2 separate regions of the Homo sapiens genome follow, and region 1 is linked to region 2. Evidence: chromatin loops called from intact Hi-C (ENCODE). Cell type or tissue: sigmoid colon. All regions are shown on one strand. Links, peaks and the distances in the headings refer to the core of each region. The heading gives the core; the rest is flanking DNA.

Region 1 (8,000 bases), core at 1-8,000, 270 kb before region 2:
GACAGAGTCTTGCTTTTTCACCCAGGCTGGAGTGCAATGGTGTGATCTCTGCTCACAGCAACCTCCGCCTCCCGGGTTCAAATGATTTTCTCTGCCTCAGCCTCCCAAGTATCCGGGATTACAGGTGCCCACCACCATGCCTGGCTAATTTTTGTAATTTTAGTAGAGACAGGGTTTTGCCATGTTGGCCAGGCTGGTCTTGACTCCTGACTTCAGGTGATCTGCCCACCTCGGCCTCCCAAAGTGCTGGGATTACAGGAGTGAGCCACTGCGCCCGGCCTGCTTCTTGGTTTTATGATATACAACTTATGATAGCAGGTATCCTTCCTGGGGCTGGTGGAAGATGGTTTGTCATAGGATTTTGTCTGCCCTGGGGGGAGAAGAAGAAAGTTCAGTGGCTTGGCTCTGCACAGTGGCTTACGCCTGTAGTCCTAGCACTCTGGGAGGCCAAGGTGGGAAGACTACTTGAGGCCAGGAGTTTGAGACTAACCTGCCCAATGAGGAGAAAACCTGTCTCTACTAAAAATACAAAAATTAGCTGAACTTGTTGGCGTGTGCTTGTAGTCCCAGCTACTCAGGAGGCTGAGGTACAGAATCACTGGAACCTGGGAACTGGAGGTTGCAGTGAGCCAAGATTGCGCCACTGCACTCAGCCTGGGCAACAGAGTGAGAATCTGTCTCAAAAAAAGAAAGTTCAGTGGCCTAATGATAGTATTTCTTTGTTTCTCCTTTATTTTGCTGTAGGACAGTTGCCTGATTGTCACAGGCAACAAAAGATTGTTTTGTACATGTTTTAAAATATTACCTATCTTTAAAAATTTTTTTTATCTTCTCTTTTACTTAGATTATGAAAGAGTATTAGAACTAGAACCAAATAACTTTGAAGCAACAAATGAACTCAGGAAAATCAGTCAGGTAAACTATAGTTATTTAAATTAAGTGTATTATGACCTTTATTTGAAGAAGTAAAGCTTTTTGCATAGATTTTGTACTATAGATTTCTTAATATTGAGATTTTCTAATTTTAATTCTTTGTACTATAGAGTTTTACTAAATGAATTTGCATGCTAGAGGGAGTGTAATGGTATTTAAAGACCCTTGATTGTTCTAGAAGTTGCCTGAGATCTTTAAGAACTACTGCTGCTTTACTCTTTCTCAGATGACAGAATTATTATTTTTTTATCCCACTGATTTTCTTCCTTTTTGGCTTATGCACTGACTGAAACATTGAGAGAAAAGTGACAGTGATTGGGGAAAGTGTGCTTTTAAATATTACCACTACTATTGCACATAAGATCTGGTAAATATGTTAACTTGATTATAGTTGTGAACTGTATTACATATGTTTAAAATTTTGCCTTAGGTCAAATAATGACTGTGAATATTGAATTTGAGAAGTTTGGTGATGTAGTTGTAATGAACTGTTATGTCTGAAAACAGCTCCTAAAACAGTGTCTGGCCCGTATAGAAATTCAATAAATATTTGTTGAATAAATGAGCAACTACTTTTAATGGATGCTACTTATTTATTTATTTAAAATAATTCAACTTGTATTTTAGATTCAAAGGGTACATGTGCAGGCTTTTTACATGGGCATATTGTATGATACTGAGGTTTGGGGTATGAATGATTCCGCCACCTAGATAGTGAGCATAGTACCCAATAGGTAGTTTTTCATCCCCTCCCCTCCCCACCCCAATGTTTCTCTCCCCAACAGGTAGTCTATAGTGTCTGTTGTTTCTGTTTATGTCCATGTGTACCCAATGTTTACCTCCCACTTATAAGTCAAAACATGCAGTATGTGGCGTTTGATACTAATTTTAATTGAAATGAGAAGCACATTAAATTTATTATATGCTTATTTTACTTTTTACTTTAATAAGTAGAAAGATTTTGAATTAGAGCAGAAAATGTTATTTTGATTATTTAAAATGTGGCAGAAATTCTAATATATTTGAGGTATTTATGTTTTAAGGTCAAATATATATGCATCTTGCATTACTTTGTTTTATTTTAGCTGACTGCTATGTCTCCTAGGCTTTAGCATCCAAAGAAAACTCATATCCAAAGGAAGCTGACATAGTGATTAAGTCAACAGAAGGAGAGCGAAAGCAAATTGAAGCACAACAGAATAAGCAGCAGGCCATTTCAGAGAAAGATCGGGTAATCCAAAGCTATTCCAACGTACAATGTATATGTTTTGCTGAGTGTTGATTTATTTCTTGTATATCAGTTAATTTCTTTCTTCTCTAATATTAAAGTTTTGCTTGAGTAGGAATTGGGAATTAAATGCACTAAAGCCTCTGGGACCTACTAATTCAAAATTTGGGTAATTGATGACTTTATATATAAATTAAAAAAATAACTATAGAAACACTTAAGTTTAGGAAACTACTTTTGAATGTTTTATATATTTACATATACATAGTTATAAATTTAACATAGAAGTTAATTACAATCCATTCTTATAATGTACTTTTTTCATTAATTCACACTGGACTGTTTCTGATTGAAATTCCTCTACTAATCATGAGTTGAGGTTTAGTTTATTTATTGCCTTTCCTGGACCCACAGAGGATTCCTAATAAATATTTATGAAATGATTATTGATTGTGATATTTGACTGATTATAAGTAAATGTTATAGTGAAATCAGGTATACAAATTCCAATACAGCTGAATTTATCTTATATTTGGGCATATTAAAGTTATTGAAGAGTGGGCTTTATAATTCTGGTACTGTATTCTTTCACAAAATTTATTTGAGTTATGAAGTCCTTTTGTACAGCTTCTAATGTAACTTAAGACAGTATATTATTTGGACCTTTGTTAAAATAGGTTTTTAAATTTAAGCTTTGCGTAATATGTAATTAATGGAATAATAGTGAATGCTGCAAAGTAATGTAGTATACATGTTTTTCCTTTTTAGTACTGAAAAGAGAATAATGCCATTAAAAAAGAAACAACCCAAACCAACAGATTTTAAAACGTGTCTCATGGGCCAGATTTTTAACAATATTCTTTCTTGAAATACTGTTGGTGAATATCCTTGCAGTGTTTCATAAGATTTGAATTCATTTATTTTTTTTGAAATTTTTTTTTTATTCTCCATATCTCTCTACAAAATAACAGGGGAATGGATTTTTCAAAGAGGGGAAATATGAAAGAGCAATTGAATGCTATACTCGAGGGATAGCAGCAGATGGTGCTAATGCCCTTCTTCCAGCTAACAGAGCTATGGCCTATCTGAAGATTCAGAAGTAAGTATTGGTTACATTTTAGTGCTGTTCAGGATAAAAATTTACAATAAATTGGTAAATTTTTACCATAAGTTACCTAACATGCCAATTATGGCGTGTTAGGTTAGCTCACATGCCAATTTATGGTAAATTTAAGTAAGTTAAAATTTAATTTATGTATTTTTGAGCATTTAAATTAAAGTGAAATGAGAGGGGAAAAGTAGTGTGTGTGTGTGTGTGTGTGTGTGTGTGTGTATGTGTATGTGTGTGTTTATGTACCTGTGGTATACATAGTTCCAGGCACAAGGTGTGTATTCAGTAGATGTTCTTGTTAATATTTTCCCGCTTTTAAGTCTGGCATTACACAGTTTACCAGTTTTTCTCTAGTCGCTTTATGTATAGTATTCTGGATCTTGATTAAAAATTATTTTTCACTTCAGAGCCCCTTGGGCAAAGTCTTATCTGGAAATGTTTTATATACATACATGTATAACAAAAGAGAACTGCTGTCATTGAAACTGCTGATTAATAACATATGTAACAAACATTTGATCCTATATTAACCAGCTTTTTCTGGTTGTGCCCAAGTTGGACAATCAGTAGAATTATATCCGATGGCAGAAACTTAGACTTAGACTTTGTTTCTCTTGTTATACTTTACAGACTAATGCCAGAATTTTAAAAAGCCTGTAAATAGTATAAATAGGAATTCGAAACTTCTTCAGTGCCATGAATTCCCCTTTAGCTGTATGTTGAACGCTTCTCAGGATATTTTTAAATGCTTAACTGTACAACTAGGATTACAAAGGAAACCAATTATATCAAAATATAGTTTTGAAAATATTAAAAATTGTGATATAGTAGTATATTTGATTTTTTATTAACACACCTCAAAATGAGAAATTACATTTAAAATACAGGCAAGTGCTGTATTTTATGCTCACCAATATTCAGAATTACAGTACAAATTTAACCTGCTGCTTATTTGCATGTGATTGTACTGTATTTGAAACTACATTTAAAATACAGACAAGTTAATGTTAAAAAAATTTTAAAGACATGATTGTAAGGTTTCAGTAAGGACACCAAATTTTGGGATGATCCTCGACACATCTTCCACGTACTGATCAACAAGCAAGTGTGGATAGGGAATACCTGAAGCAACGTAGATGATTAGATTTCCAATGTGATAACACATGCCTTAGCTCTTTGTCTTCTGAATAACTACTAGGGCAGAGTTGCCCAACAGTTGCCAGCCTTGTCACAAGAGTATCTATAAACCAGACACTGCAATCACATGCAAATAAGCAACAGGTTAAATTTTTACTGTAATTCTGAATAGTGGTGAGCATAAGCAATATTTTGAGATACCAGTAACCGTTATAATGTGATATGGAAATATCTGATTTTTTTTTTTTTTTTGAGACAGAGTCCCCCTCTGTCACCCAGGCTGGAGTGCAGTGGTGTAATTTTGGCTCACTGCAACCTCCACCTCCCAGGTTCAAGCAATTCTCCTGCCTCAACCTCCCAAGTTGCTGGGTCTACAGGCATGCGCCATGACACCTAGCTAATTTTTGTATTTTTAGTAGAGATGGGGTTTTGCCATGTTGGCCAGGCTGGTCTCAAACTCCTGACCTCAGGTGATCTGCCCGTCTCGGCCTCCCAGAGTGCTGGGATTACAGGCAGGAGCCACCGCGCCCGGCCAAAATATCTGATTTTTATTGGTGACAAAGTGATAGATACTATTGTCTGCATTTGTATTTGAAAGATAGCTAAATTTTATTTGAAGTTTAGTGAAAACAGTGATACAGTTTTTTTCCTAAACAAGTTTCCACATCCCTCAGACAATCTCAGGTTAGGAGCTCCTGTCATAGAAATAAATTCTGATTATATATTTAACCTCATTTAAAGTAATAGATATCACTGGAGATAGATTCTTTTGTTGACTAGTCAGAGTGAAGATCATTGCATCTCTTGCTCACTTATGAAAATTTTGATTTTTGCTATCGAAGAATTGTGCATTGGTTTAAAAATTGTAAAGCCTGAGTTCGTTGGTTTGACTAATGCTAAGAGTAATGCCTTCTTACAGGTGAGAGATTATATATGCATTTATAAGATATCTAATTTATTGTATCAGTTTTATTTCTTTAGTTTATAATCGTATTAGTGGAATATATTATACCAAGTTAGCAGAGTATATTTTAAATTAAAAGAACTTATGACTCTTACTTGTATCTTTTCCTAGTGTATCTTTTAGATTCACAGTTAATATCAGAATTTTTTTCTGTACATGGAGACTGTTGTTATGTATTACGGACTATGTGAGGAACATAAAAAAGCAACATTTCAAGCTTAGACTACTCCTAGTTTAGGTAACCATCCTATAGCTTGAGGTTCTATAAACTGTGTCAAATTAGAGCTAATTAGAACCAGCAGTATAGTCAGTCTTACCTACCAGTGTGCGGGGTAGCAGTAGGGAGTAAGAAGAAATTCACCTAGTTAGGCCAACCGGGATTCCTAGAGAATGTGCTTTCTGGAGGTGATAGTCTAAATTAGTAGTTTGCATTGGGAGATGAGCAAGACATCCTTGAGTTACAATAATGGAGTGCCTGTGAGCTGGCAAATTGTGGAATGTAGGCTGGTAGATGGTTAGCTTCAGAAAGGCTGAAGAAATAAGAAGATAATCAGAAATAAGGACAGAAGTTTGGGCCAACATTGTAGTCCTTGAAGAGGACTGACCAAGAACAAATCTGAGTCCTATTCTTAGAGGGAGTAAAGCATAGATTTAGAGATAGGATAAGAAGAAAATAACCCAGTAGTATTAGATATTAGATTTGGGAAACAGGGTTGAGAGTTGGTCACAAAAATAAGGTAGAATCTTGGTTGCTGGAACTGGAACCAGACTAAGACTTGATTTAGTAGAGGGTGGTTCACTTAATGGTGATTAGGGGCGGCATTTACACTAGAGCCAGAGTAGACCTAGGGCAAGTGGACCTGACTGAAAATCAGAAGGAATCAGGGCTAAGGAGCTAGGCAGAGATGATAGTTTTTCGCACTCACCATTTTTATTCTATTTTTGATTAGTTTGTCTTTTTCTCCAACCACCTAAAAGATGTTTGTTGATTGGATTTTTCTAAATTCACTTTACAAATGGAGTGCACAGGAGACGTGTAATAATTTTAAAGGACTTAGGTGAGTCTATTTTCAAAGAATAATCGTCTACCTCTGTGGCAACTTCAGACTTTTAGAAAAATTGTTGGGTTTTCTTCAGCTGTACAGTAGAACATGCAATTAAATATGCAATTAAATATACAATTAAAATGATTTCCTAAACATTTATATTCTAAATTTTCTTTGAATTTGGGTGTTGGAAATTTTTTGATTTACTTATTCAGCAAATATTTATTGTGCTAAAATGTATCAGGTGTTCTGTGAGGCACTGTGGAAGGTATTAAGTATACAAATATTAAATGTATAGTTGTTTTTAAGAAACCCGAAATTTGCAGGGAGTGACAGAAAAGGAGACCAATATTTGTGAAAATACGCTAAGATAGCGCTATGAAGGACACGTGCTATAGGAGTTCAGAGTGGGAAGAATACTGGCATAGACTGAGTCCAGGCAGGGGAATTCCTGGAAAGCATCTTGAAATTGTTTAGGAGTAGTATGAGTTAGTGAGGTGAAAAAACAGGAAACAGGTCAAGTGTTCTAGTGCAGGTTCAAAGACGTGGGAGTAGGCAGGTTGATGGTACCTCAACCTGGAAAGGGTGAGTGGTTCGTATTATGGCTGTTATTGCAGGGGACAGTGGCAGAGAGAAGGCCAGATACTCAGGCAGGCCCCTGACTTTGCGCTCCAAAGGAATTGGACTTTATCTTGAAAAGTATGGGGGCCATGCAGGTATCTTGAATGATATAATCAGGCAAGTAGAAAATAACATTGATAAGGGCATGAACACAGATATATTCTTTATCTCTTGCTGGAAAGTGAGTTAAATAAATCAGAGATGTTTAAGTTCATTCGAAATTCTGATTTTTTTCATATGAGATTTTGTTTTGAGGGCAAGATGACATCCATTTAGGCCTTGGGGAGAATGCAATTACAGGAGTGTTTTTTTTTTTTTTAATATTCTTATGAAACTTTTCAAACTTATACAAAAGTAGTATAATAAACTCCATGTGTCCATCATCTAGTTCTAACAAGCCATACTTTTTTTGGTCATATTTGTTTCAGCATTTTCCCCCCGAATTATTGTAAAGCAAATCATAAACATTATGACGTTTATTGCTAAAGAAAGGATATTTTATACATAACCACAACCATTAGCACTCCTAAGAAATTAACAATAATTCATTAATGTCCTATTAATATATGGGAATGTCTGAAGTTTTTTTGTTATTGGGTTTTTTTGGTGGAGGGGGTTGAGCTCTTCTTAAGCACCTTGTTGTTGTAGAGCAGTAATGAGTAAGTCTGTAAGTCTGAATTGATTGCTGGTTGCATGGCTGAGTAGAATTTATGCAAAGTATTAGATGATATGCTATCACATTCGTACCAAGTTCTCATTTTTTTGTTTTTCTATGAGTATGGGAGGTTTACTGTGGGTAAATGTTAATAAAGTTTTATTAGAAAACTAATGCCAGTCAAAATTCTAATGTAATACCTGTGCATATTGAGACTTGGAGAAGAGGTAGGCAGAGAAGCAGTGGCATTCTTTTGTCTGCCCTAGTCATATTTTTGCATTATTATTTCATCGCTCCAGCAGACT
Region 2 (10,982 bases), core at 1,845-9,844:
TCTGGTTTGCTGTGTGGAGAATGATTTAGAGGGGCAGGAGTGGATATAATAATAGCAGATAGAAGGTGACTGACAAGGTCGCAATGAAAATGTTCGTGGCCTGGATGATGGGAGTCAGCTGTCTCTCTGCATTCCAGGTCTCCCAGTTGAGATGCTTCACCTCATTTTTGCTATTCTCCCACTTTATACCTTCTTCTTTGGTGTTTATTCTCAAGAGTTTTTGTCACCCCCACTGACACACACACACACACACGCACCTGCCCTTTTTTCATTTTGAGGTATGGACCATTATTAGCTATCTATAAATGTCCACAAAATGTCAAAATATTAGCTTCTATGATTTACCTCTCCTACGGGTATTTGCATTAAAATGCAAATTAATATTATTTAATAATATTATAAAATTACTTTTTTTCAATAAGCAAAAAAGTGTTTTTAGGCACTATGAAAGGCCAATGCAGAAGACTGTTTTTGTATAACATAGAGAACTAAATTTTCTACCATTTCTAAGGGAGTCCCAGTTGAGGTAAATGCCTGTGAGGTTACTTTTGACAGGGCTGATGGTGGTGGGGTGGGAAGACCTCTTCTATTCCCTGTTTCCTCTTTTTGTTCTCTTCTCTTCTACTTCTGATTCCATCTTTTTACTTCTTCTTTGCACATCTCCATCCTTTCTGTTACTCTCTGCCTTGGGGGCAATGGAAAAAACCACCAGATGTCTGCCTTGAAGTTGTTTCATGAAGAAGGATCATGGTACTCCACAGAACACTATATAATGCTACACCCATTCTGTTTTGAATTTTTATTTTTCTGCTTAACATGGTTTCATGGCTTTCACCTTTCTCATCTCTGCATGGCTTCTCTGCTTGGTAGAGCCCAGACCGAGTTCTCATTCACAGCCACTTTATAACCTTCACCCATCCTTTCTTAGTGTGAGCACCTGACTGGAGCAACTAAGCCGGCTTCTTCAGTTGACCACACTACCATAGACAAAGAAGTTCTTGCAGTAGTGCAGGCTGGACATGTTGTCAGCTCTGATGAGGGTCTAGCAGCAGAGATGGAAAAAAGCAGAGAGATTAGAGACGTATTTAGGAGCTAAGATCATCAAGACTTAGTGATGTGTTTGTCATCTTTGAGGGTCCAGCTTAAATATCTCATATCCATGTAGTTCTCCCTCTATGCATTTCTTACAAAACATGTTTCTCATTTGTGCTCTCATAGTTCATAGTGCATACTCCAATGTGTCACTTTCTGTTTATGTATCTAAATCTTCCACTGAGTCATGATCTGAAGGGGGAGATAATGTCTCATGTCTCTTAGTATTACTAACATCCAGCACCCAGCTTAGTGAAGGGAGAAAGGTGTGAAAAAAAGGAAGCAAAGTCCTCATTAAAATATACATATGAATCTTGAGCTAGATGTTGACCCCAAAACAAACCTCACGAATGCCTGGCATTGTAGGCATACCAGAGACCCTTAGGTCCATCCTAGCTACTTGTTGTGTCCTTGACTGTGACATCACTGTAAGTCAGTATCTCAAATGACAGGGGACAGCTGACTTGTAATGGGGTAACTGGAAGACCAGGGAAACATAAACATGAACACCCCTACCCACTACCATTCCTCAGGCAGAAATTGAGGCCGACAAAGCGCCTTGGGTCCTTTTATGCAATAAACTTAAAACTTTGGCAACATCTCTGTGTAAAGAGAGCTGCCTTTAAGAGTCGTGTGAGTTGGCACTAAGCCTGTTTTCCTTCTCTCAGATCCCTAAAGAGCACAGTTTGAAAACAGAAAATGAAGGAAATAAACCAATACAACCCCATGTAATCATGTGGCACACTTACTCCGTTGTAAGAGAGGTACTTTGCAAGTTGTGGGCATGCTTTTTTTTTTTTTTTTGAGATGGAGTCTCACTCTGTCACCCAGGCTGGAGTGCAGTGGCGCGATCTCAGCTCACTGCCAGCTCCGCTTCCTGGGTTCACGCCATTCTCCTGCCTCAGCCTCCCAAGTAGCTGGGACTACAGGCGCCCGCCAACATGCCCGGCTAATTTTTGTATTTTTAGTAGAGACGGGGTTTCACCGTGTTAGCTAGGATGGTCTCAATCTCCTGACCTCGTGATCCGCCCGCCTCGGCCTCCCAAAGTGCTGGGATTACAGGCATGAGCCACCACGCCCAGCATTGTGGGCATGTTCTCTTTAGTGTCAGAAGGATGGTACATTCAGAGGAAGAGAAGCTTACTATGAACTGGGACAGTCAGAGAGGTCCTGATGGATAAGATGAGATTCAAGAGGGACGTGGTTCCATGGATAATGTAAAGACTCCATGAAATTAAATAATTAGGAATCCATAAGATATTTTGGTAAATATAATCAATAGTAAATATAATGAGCACCTACTATATGCAGGACACAGAGACTGGTCTTATGCAGGTGTAGGAAGAAATTTAAAACATGGAGGGAGGTGCTTACCCTCAGTGAGTTTTAGTCTTAGAGTATAACACCCTTGAGCCCTAAAAATGGTGAGTCCAGCTCCAAAACCCACAGCTTCATGCCCTCTAATCCATCACTGGATAAAATACCCAAATCCTGGCAGATCACTGACACCATCAGAACATGTCAACACTCCAGGATCTTTTGAGGAGTGGACTCTGCTCCTCAGTCTCATCAGGACTGTGAGGAATGCTTCATGAATACCTGTCATCTTCTCAGGAAACAGCTGGAGATGAAGCATGGCTGTCATTGCATTTCTCTTACTGTGATTGTTCAGAATGCTCCGACAGAGCTACCAAGGAGGAGGAATGGCACAACATGATGACAAGATTAATTAGCATCTGCAAGACTGGACATGGCTCCCCAAGGGATTCTTCCCATGCTCTGCCATGGCTGCCTCTGGTACCCTCCCCCTGCCTTGAGATGTCACCTCTGATGTGTCTGGGTCCCCAGCTGGCTTACAAGCTCTTGTGACATCAGTGGCACATTTTGTGGCACTGCATTTAGAAAACTGTAAAGCTGGTATATGCACTAGAGATCTGTCCTTCATTTTCTTCATTTTGTATTTAATGCTGTCCTAACTCCACAAAATAGAGACCTGGAAATGTCAACAATTGGATATAGTATAAGAATTTTAAAAGTAGATTTTAAAAGCACAAAGGCAAATTTAAGTTCAATATTATGGATAATGCAGTATTCTGTATTTAGTAGCAATGAGATCTTTCAGACCTTTCTTTATTTTGAAATATATTATCTTCTAAGGAGTGTAAGAAAGATAGCCTCTGTCTAAACCAGGGGCATGAAAATTACATCCTCTAGGAATTTGAGGAAACATTGCAGAGGGCATTTGACTGCCTGGAGTCTGTCGGAAAGATAAGGCTTTATATGCTTCAGTAATATCCTAGAGCAAAATAACAGCCACTGTTGAGCACTGATTTATGTAACACCCCAGTGTACCGGGCACTATTGTATATGATACCCCAGCGAAATAGATATTATTACCATCTTCGTTCCCAGGATTATAAAGTTGAGAACAAGAACAGTGGGGTAACTCGTCCAGTGTCAATTATCTAGTGCATGTTTAAGCTTGCATAAAGCCCAGATATATTTGACTCCCATCTGTAGTCATGGCCACTGTCCCTGTTGCTCTTGAATAAAAGATTGAGGGATCTGTCTTAACCTGTTCACACTGCATAACAAAATCTATAAACTGAGTGGGTGGCTCATAAACAACAGAGATTTCTTTCTCACATTTCTGAAGGCTGGCAAGTCTAAGATCAAGACAGATTTGCTGTCTGGAGAGAGACCACTTTCTGGCGTATAGATGGCATCTTCTTGCTGTGTCCTCCCGTGGTAGAGGGGGCGAGGGTCTCTCTGGGGTCTCTTTTTATTTTTTTATTTTTATTTATTAATTTTTTTTTGAGACGGAGTCTCGCACTGTCGACCTGGCGGGAGTGCAATGGCATGATCTTGGCTCACTGCAACCTCCGCCGCCCAGGTTCAAGCAATTCTCCTGCCTCAGCTTCCCCAGTAGCTGGGATTACAAGTGCACACCACCACGTCCGGCTAATTTTTTGTATTTTTAGTAGAGACAGGGTTTCACTATGTTGGCCACCCTGGTCTCGAACTCCTGACCTCGTGATCCACCTGCCTTGGCCTCCCAAAGTGCTGGGATTACAGGCATGAGCCACCGTGCCCAGCCTGGGGTCTCTTTTATAAGGACACTCATCCCATTAGTGCCATTAGCTCTGCCCTCATGATCTGGTTGCCTCTAAAAGGCCCCGCCTCCTAATACCATCACCTTGGGGCATCGGATTTCAACACATGAGTTTTGTGGAGCACAAACATTCAGAACATAGCAGGATCCAATGATTAATTCATTTTGTGAATTGTTACTTGCAGTCCTATAACTATGCCACAGTGTTACCTTAGAACGTTAATTAAATGTGAACTGCTCTTCCAGGCCAACGATAGTACAAAATCTACAACAATTTTTAGTTTCAAGTATTTTACCTGACACACTGAAACTTTTCCAAAGCATGAAAACATATTTTTTAAATGTTCTTCAAATTGAGTGGATTTCATCTTTCTCCAGTCACCTACTTAGAACTGAAATACTCATGTTTGTTGGGGAGTACAGCCTCAGCTTTCAACTCATGAGATCCAAAGAGACAGTGGAACCAAGTAGCTCTCTTTTTTTCTTTTTTTGTAGGTGAGTCAGAAGCCAGCCTGTGTGTTACAGAAGGAAGTTCTCCCCTCTGCCTATGAGCTCGTTTTACATCACCCAGGAGAATCTTTCAGACTCTAATCATATTGGCCAAGGTTCTTCCATCACTAGCATGACTATTGACAGGAGAAAGTATCAATAGAACAGGACATGTTCAGATTTAGAAGGTAGAGCAGAGTGAAACAAAGTGAGTGTAATAATTCCTACAATAGGCCGGGCTCGGTGGCTCACGCCTGTAATCCCAGCACTTTGGGAGGCCGAGGCGGGCGGATCACGAGGTCAGGAGATCGAGACCATCTTGGCTAAGACGGTGAAACCCCGTCTCTACTAAAAATACAAAAAAAATTAGCCAGGCGCGGTGGCGGGTGCCTGTAGTTCCAGCTACTCAGGAGGCTGAGGCAGGAGAATGGCGTGAACCCGGGAGGCGGAGCTTGCAGTGAGCCGAGATAGCGCCACTGCAGTCCGGCCTGGGCTAAAGAGCGAGACTCCATCTCAAAAAAAATAAATAAAATAAAATAAAATTCCTACAGTAATTTTTATGTACTTCATGGTAGTACATAAAAATTGTGAAAATGAATATGCTGCGTGGAGTTTTTTTTTCTCCCAGTGGACACACAACATTGAATGATTCATTCACTGTTGGAGCAGAATTTTTTACCCTGGATCAATTGTGTGCCTTCCTGATGATACTTTAATAGAACAAGTGGGCACAGAGTGACAGATGATGACGGGAGGCTCAGACACAAAGTAGAACTACTGTTGCCTGGAGCCAAACAAAAATTATACCATTTAAAAACTCAGAATCCAAGAGCTAATATGTTGTCCACAAAAGAACAAAAGGCAGAAAGTTTATGCTAAAATGAGGTAAGTTATAAATGTCAGTAACTCATAAAATGGGTATGTCCCATTGGGACCTAAAGAGTTAATATATAAAAGGAAACAGATTGAGGTCAGGTAGCCTCATGAAAATCTCAAATGCTGTGACACAGAGACAAACGTGGTACTGACGACTCATACCTGGGCTTGATCCAAGAGGCCTTTTCGAAAGTAGAGGCCTTTGTCTCTCCAGACCTGAGCCTCCTTTTTTGAAAGGGACTCTCTCTGATGTCCATGGAGTTGAAAGAGAAGCTCTGCTTTATTGGAGAAACTCCTTTCTACAGAATCACCTGCACGAAGGCAGACATTTGCAGGGAAATGAGACTGGCTTATATGATTAATTCTATCAAATGGATTTAAAATTAATCCACAGAAAGATAGAAAGAGGAAATGACACTCTGACAATAGCAGGTCTTCATGATGTTCTTTCCCCCATAATTTACTCCAAGTGAAGGTAGAAACCAGGACACAGAACTTTTGTCACAGATGGAAAAAGAAAAAGGGATGCCAGTCATTTTGTTCTAATTCATTTGCATTAAAAAAAAAAATCCTTCCCTCCTGGTTTCCATAGCTACTCCACCCCCTCAGTCTTCATTTGTAACTTGTCTGAGGGACAGGTCAGGGACTAGTGGCACCGGTGCCTTCTCACCCCCACCACAGAAGAGGGTGTCAGAATCACATGCCCTGCATGATGCTAATCACCCCAGCGCCCCCGACAACAGCAAAGCAAACCCAAACAGAACCCTCTCAACCTAAACAATCTTCCTTTCCCCTTTTAACTCTGAAGCTCTTATAAAAAACAGATATTTCAAGGATGTCCTTTAAGCTAAATACAAACTAGAACATTGAGGTAAAACACAATTATCTGCCCTAAAGTAAAAATATAGATTTTTAATATTTCCAATAAATATATTTCAAATCACCAGTTTGAGGTGTGGAATAAGTTCATATTTATTTTAGTGTTGAAACCATAGTAAGTGGAAAAAAAAAACCCTCTAGGTTGACAAGAAGACCAATCTTTCTCCTAGGATTTCCCTCCCCAGTTGATTTCTAGGGACCCTCAAGTCCATCCTGGTGGTTTTTGGTCACCACCACCCAGGAACACATTCTCTGGTCCTCACTTCATCTTCTCACACCTTCCTGAAATTGTTCCTGAAGACTGTTTTCTTTCCCATGACTATTCATTCCAAGTGTCAGTAGCCTTCCCTCTCTTAATGTTCTCAAAATAGAAAGAAAGGGATCCAGGCAGGGATATTAACAACTCTTTACTGAATGTCCAGGAATGTTCATTCTTGAGAACCTCAGGCCCTGAGTAGAACCTCAGGGTCTATGCCAAGTTCCTGACAAGCTCACATGGCATGGGATGATCTCATCCCCTACTAGGGAGAAACCTCTGGAGCCAGGGCCCTAAACCCCTCTGCTCCTTGTAAACAGAAATGTAAAGGTGTAATGAGCAAACACATGCAAAGACCTTTGCACACCTGGTACATAGTGCTTAATAAGAGATAACTGCTACAATAAAGATTAGGAGCTAGAAAAAGGCAAAATTTGCCTTTGGTTGTCATTGCTTCTTCTTTCTTTGATTCCCTTCCTTCCTTCATCTCTCTGCACCACAATATATCTAATTTTTAGCCCCTCAGTGCCTAAAGTCCCCTAGGTACTGCCCCAGTAGCTTTCAACTTCTGCTCAGTTAAAAACATCAATCCCATGTCTCTTTTTTGTCAGGTCTTTAATATAATGTGACAGTAGTTGACACCAGTTCCTCAAAGGAATGGTTCAGAACCACATAAGAACCTTGAAAATAGGGAATTTCTGTCTTTTTGCAAACAGAATGGTATCAATGTAAGTTTCAATTATTAAGGTGTTCGGGAAAGGTCGGAAGTCTCTCTTGGCCTTTCTGATTGTGCCACTTAAGCAGGTGATTGCCTGTTTTATTGTTTCCAAATAACTTGCCACAGGATATCCATTTAGCTGGTCCAAGGAAGAAGATTCATATTTCCCTGACTTGTAGAAATATGTGTTGAAGTTTGGAGGAAGAAAAGGGCTTGCCCTGGAGAGTTAACCACTGATCTGTGGAATAAACTTTAATTTTCTTCAAATAAAGGAAGCAGCTTTTATCTTCCACAGAAAACTCCATCTCTTAGTCTGGCATCGCAGCAAATTTCCTAGGCTAAATAGAGCATTGCCAGAGCTTCATAGTAGATCCTTGGGAACATTTACATAGTGTAAACCTAATTCCCATACAAGGACCGTGTGGTCTATAGTGTAGGGAAGCTGGTGTGGCAGTGGGATGGCAATAGTGGTGGTGGTGGTGGTGGAGTGTGTATGTGTGCGTGTGTGTGTATGCACCTGTCAGAGATGGAAAGCAGAGTGAAATAAATGAGTCAGTTCATTACATCTTAAAGTTTATGGAGCTCTCCAATTTAGCTCTAAAAAGAAACCCCAGAAGAAACAAAGGCAACCTTATTTTGTTGGATCTTATTACAACCATTTTCAGCCAAATAGAGCTTGTTTCACTTTGATTTTACAGGAAATAAACTTAGCATCCCATAGAGCTTAGTGATTGTGGAGTGCTACTGTCATAAGAATTAACCATCTGCTGAATATGTAGGCAAGAGTTGTTACTGTCTAGATTTGAAGATAGATCTTTCCATGGATTCAGATGATTTCAGAAAAATTTTTATAATGAGAATTAACTCTAAATGAGCCATCTGCCAGTGGTCTCTGGTCCAAACTAGAGCTGCCTCAGCCACACTGATCAAATACCTCTGAGTAGAAAGGATCCTTGGTCAGCCACACCAACTGGATGTGTGCTCTGAGTGCTTGTTAGTTTGTGTTTCTAATCCTACATGAGTTGTGGTTTGTCAGCAGTTTACATATTAATATTAACAAAAGGGAAAAGACTAAATTATTGTTTACAGATTATCTTATTTTACAATGAGAAAACCTAAAACATTAATTAAGAGGTCAGAATAAAGTGGCTAGATACATTAAAATCAGCATGTAAAACTGTGATGAGGAAAATGGTGCATCCCAGCTTGGCTGTGATAAGATCTTAATGACAGGACACTGTCAGCCAATGCCCAGAGACAGCCTGGCATGTAAGCCCCCTGAGAAGCTCTCAAGGTTTTGAGGAGAATCCATAAGCAGTTAAATTCTGTCCTTTGATAACCCCTCATTAGCCTTCCTAGCAGCAGACTGTCTAGACTGACTTCTTTGCTGGACATGAACCAATAAGTTTACCCAGAAAAATGTGCAAACAAAATTCATTCTCCCTGACTACTTTCAGTTTTTCTGTCTTCTTTCTCCTACAAATTCTGGTTTTTGCCTTCTTTTCTTGACCACAGTCTACTGATTTTTTCTTCCTTGTATGAGTAAATATGCATGCATATGACAAACTAAAGATTATGCTATATCAATAATCATTTGGAAAATAATTTTAAAAAGAGATCACATTGTAAAAATGAATCCATCAAAATCTAAAACCCCCACCTGGCATGAATTTCAATAAAAGGTCTTTTTAAAAAATGTATATGGCTGTGTTTTTATTGCTATGTGACAACCCACCCCAAAACTTAGCAGCTTAAAACAACCACTATTTTATTTGTTCCTGAGTCTTGGGTTGGTTGGGACTCAGCTGGGTGATTCTCCTGCTGGGGGTTGCTCATGCTGTTGCACTTAGGTGGTGGATGGGGCCACAGCATTCAAGATGGCTACATTCATGCGTCTGGAACCTTGGCAAGGACAGCTGGAAGGCTAGAACACCTCCCCCGTCCTCCCCTGCCAGCCTTGCTTTCTTTGTCTCCATGTCACTTTCTCAGTACAACTAACTTGGACTTTGCATAATGGGAAAGCCTTCATGTGTGAGCACTTTTCAATCCTCTGCATGCATCACGCTTGCTACTATCTCATTAGCCAAAGTCAGTGTGGGCAGGGCCTATACAAGAGTGTGAATATAGAAGGCAAGATGTTTTGAGGATCACCAAGGTAAAAGTCCACCACAATGGCCCTCTCTGCTCATCCTCCAGTGGCATCACTGTATTCTGTAATTGCTAGTTTATTATCAGACTGTAAGTGCTGTGAGTTACAATCTTATTTTAGTATCCTCAGAGCCTAGCATGGTACCTGGTCAGCACGGAAATATGCATTGAATGAATGAATGAAGGAGTAAACATGTTGAGTAACCTACTTCCATAATTGCTGGTAGAGCTTGTGACATCAATTCTTACCTTGTTTTCCCTAATTCCTGCACTGCCTCCCTCCTGTGCCAGGTGTGAGGTGTCAAAACATACAGAAAGAAATGCATTCAGCTGAGCTCTGCCTGCTTTTGTCACAGCTTTACAAGTCTCTGGGTCATGTCTCTCTTCACTGCTTTTAGGGAACATTTGAATCCTGCAAGATACTTGGCGTGGAGTGGTTTTGTATAGCAATTTTTTAAGTAAGGCGGATTTAGAAAAGAAGCCTAACATTAACCCCAGACTTCATGGAAAAATGTGAGTAGTTAGAGAAGAAAAGCACAGAGAGGGTGTATGGTCCAGGATGAGCCTGGCTGAGAGGACCAGCCATGCTGGAAAGAATACAAAGAATACAGTGCCATCACTAACAGAAGATAAAACATTTCTTACAAGATGCAGTTGTACTCAGAAGAAGCCTGGTGAGCCCAGACAAGCAAACTCTCTTTAAGTATATTATTCTGTTCTTTTGAAAGGTTGCTATGATTTAGTTGAAAAGATGTGCAGGCTCAGCTCTGAGTGTTAGCTTTGAAATTTCATTATTTGCTCTTGTGATGTGGGCTGGCATTTTCCTTCTCATGGGCTGTGAAATAACAGGGTTAGGCCACATCTGCAGGTCTCACTCTGTGCTCCTTATGCCTGCAACCCAGGGAAATGTCTGGGTAGGGTGAGGGGGCTCCCTGACTTTAACCAGATCACCTCTGCTTTCATCTTTTTTTTACCTATGTTTTCTCTTATGTTCTGCCTAAGACCTTGTTTGAACAAAGAGTTCTGGTCCTAAAACACATATTATTTAAAAAAAATTCTTTCATCTCTAGAATTCTATGGCTTTTCTCAAATCCACAGACTCCCTTGAATGTTCAATTATATAGTTTCATTTTATCTTTCTTCTGGGAAGAGAAAAAAATAGGTAAATAAGTTGTGTTAGAAAAGCAATCCCTGGCTTTATATTTTGTTTTGTGTTTATTTTGACATCCATAACAATGGTTAGGAGGGTGTCCAGAATACCATTTCTTTTGATGGTCTCAAGGATGGAAGGGCAGTTTACGAACATCCCTTTCTAAGCCCTATGTAGCTGCTTTCCAAATTATTACCGATTTTGGAACCCTTGGAGTCTGAAGACTAAGTATGCTATTTGTGTTTTGTATTCTCACACAGTC

The links. A loop is a pair of places that touch in the nucleus more often than their neighbours do. Peaks named below come from ENCODE experiments on the same cell type or tissue, not always from the same donor. Only the 100,000 strongest peaks of a DNase experiment are listed, where the experiment ranks them.
Region 1: it touches region 2 in a loop (2.4-fold over the local background); 2 of 110 quality-filtered maps call a loop at or near these places.

The regions. Positions count from the first base shown.
Region 1 is chr12:47,682,040-47,690,039 of GRCh38, reverse strand. It overlaps RPAP3 (RNA polymerase II associated protein 3), which reads left to right. Exons shown (of 17, transcript NM_024604.3): 7 at 845-915; 8 at 2,039-2,164; 9 at 3,133-3,260. Among named protein-coding and RNA genes, the nearest start is that of RPAP3, 20 kb to the left of the region's middle. In sigmoid colon, for the core only: CTCF peaks have their summits at 2,983 and 3,198 (motif pointing right); no DNase peak of the experiment used is centred there.
Region 2 is chr12:47,409,982-47,420,963 of GRCh38, reverse strand. LINC02156 (long intergenic non-protein coding RNA 2156) reads right to left here and starts at 5,956. Exons shown (of 2, transcript NR_149087.1): 1 at 5,732-5,956; 2 at 785-1,042. In sigmoid colon, for the core only: no CTCF peak of the experiment used is centred there; no DNase peak of the experiment used is centred there.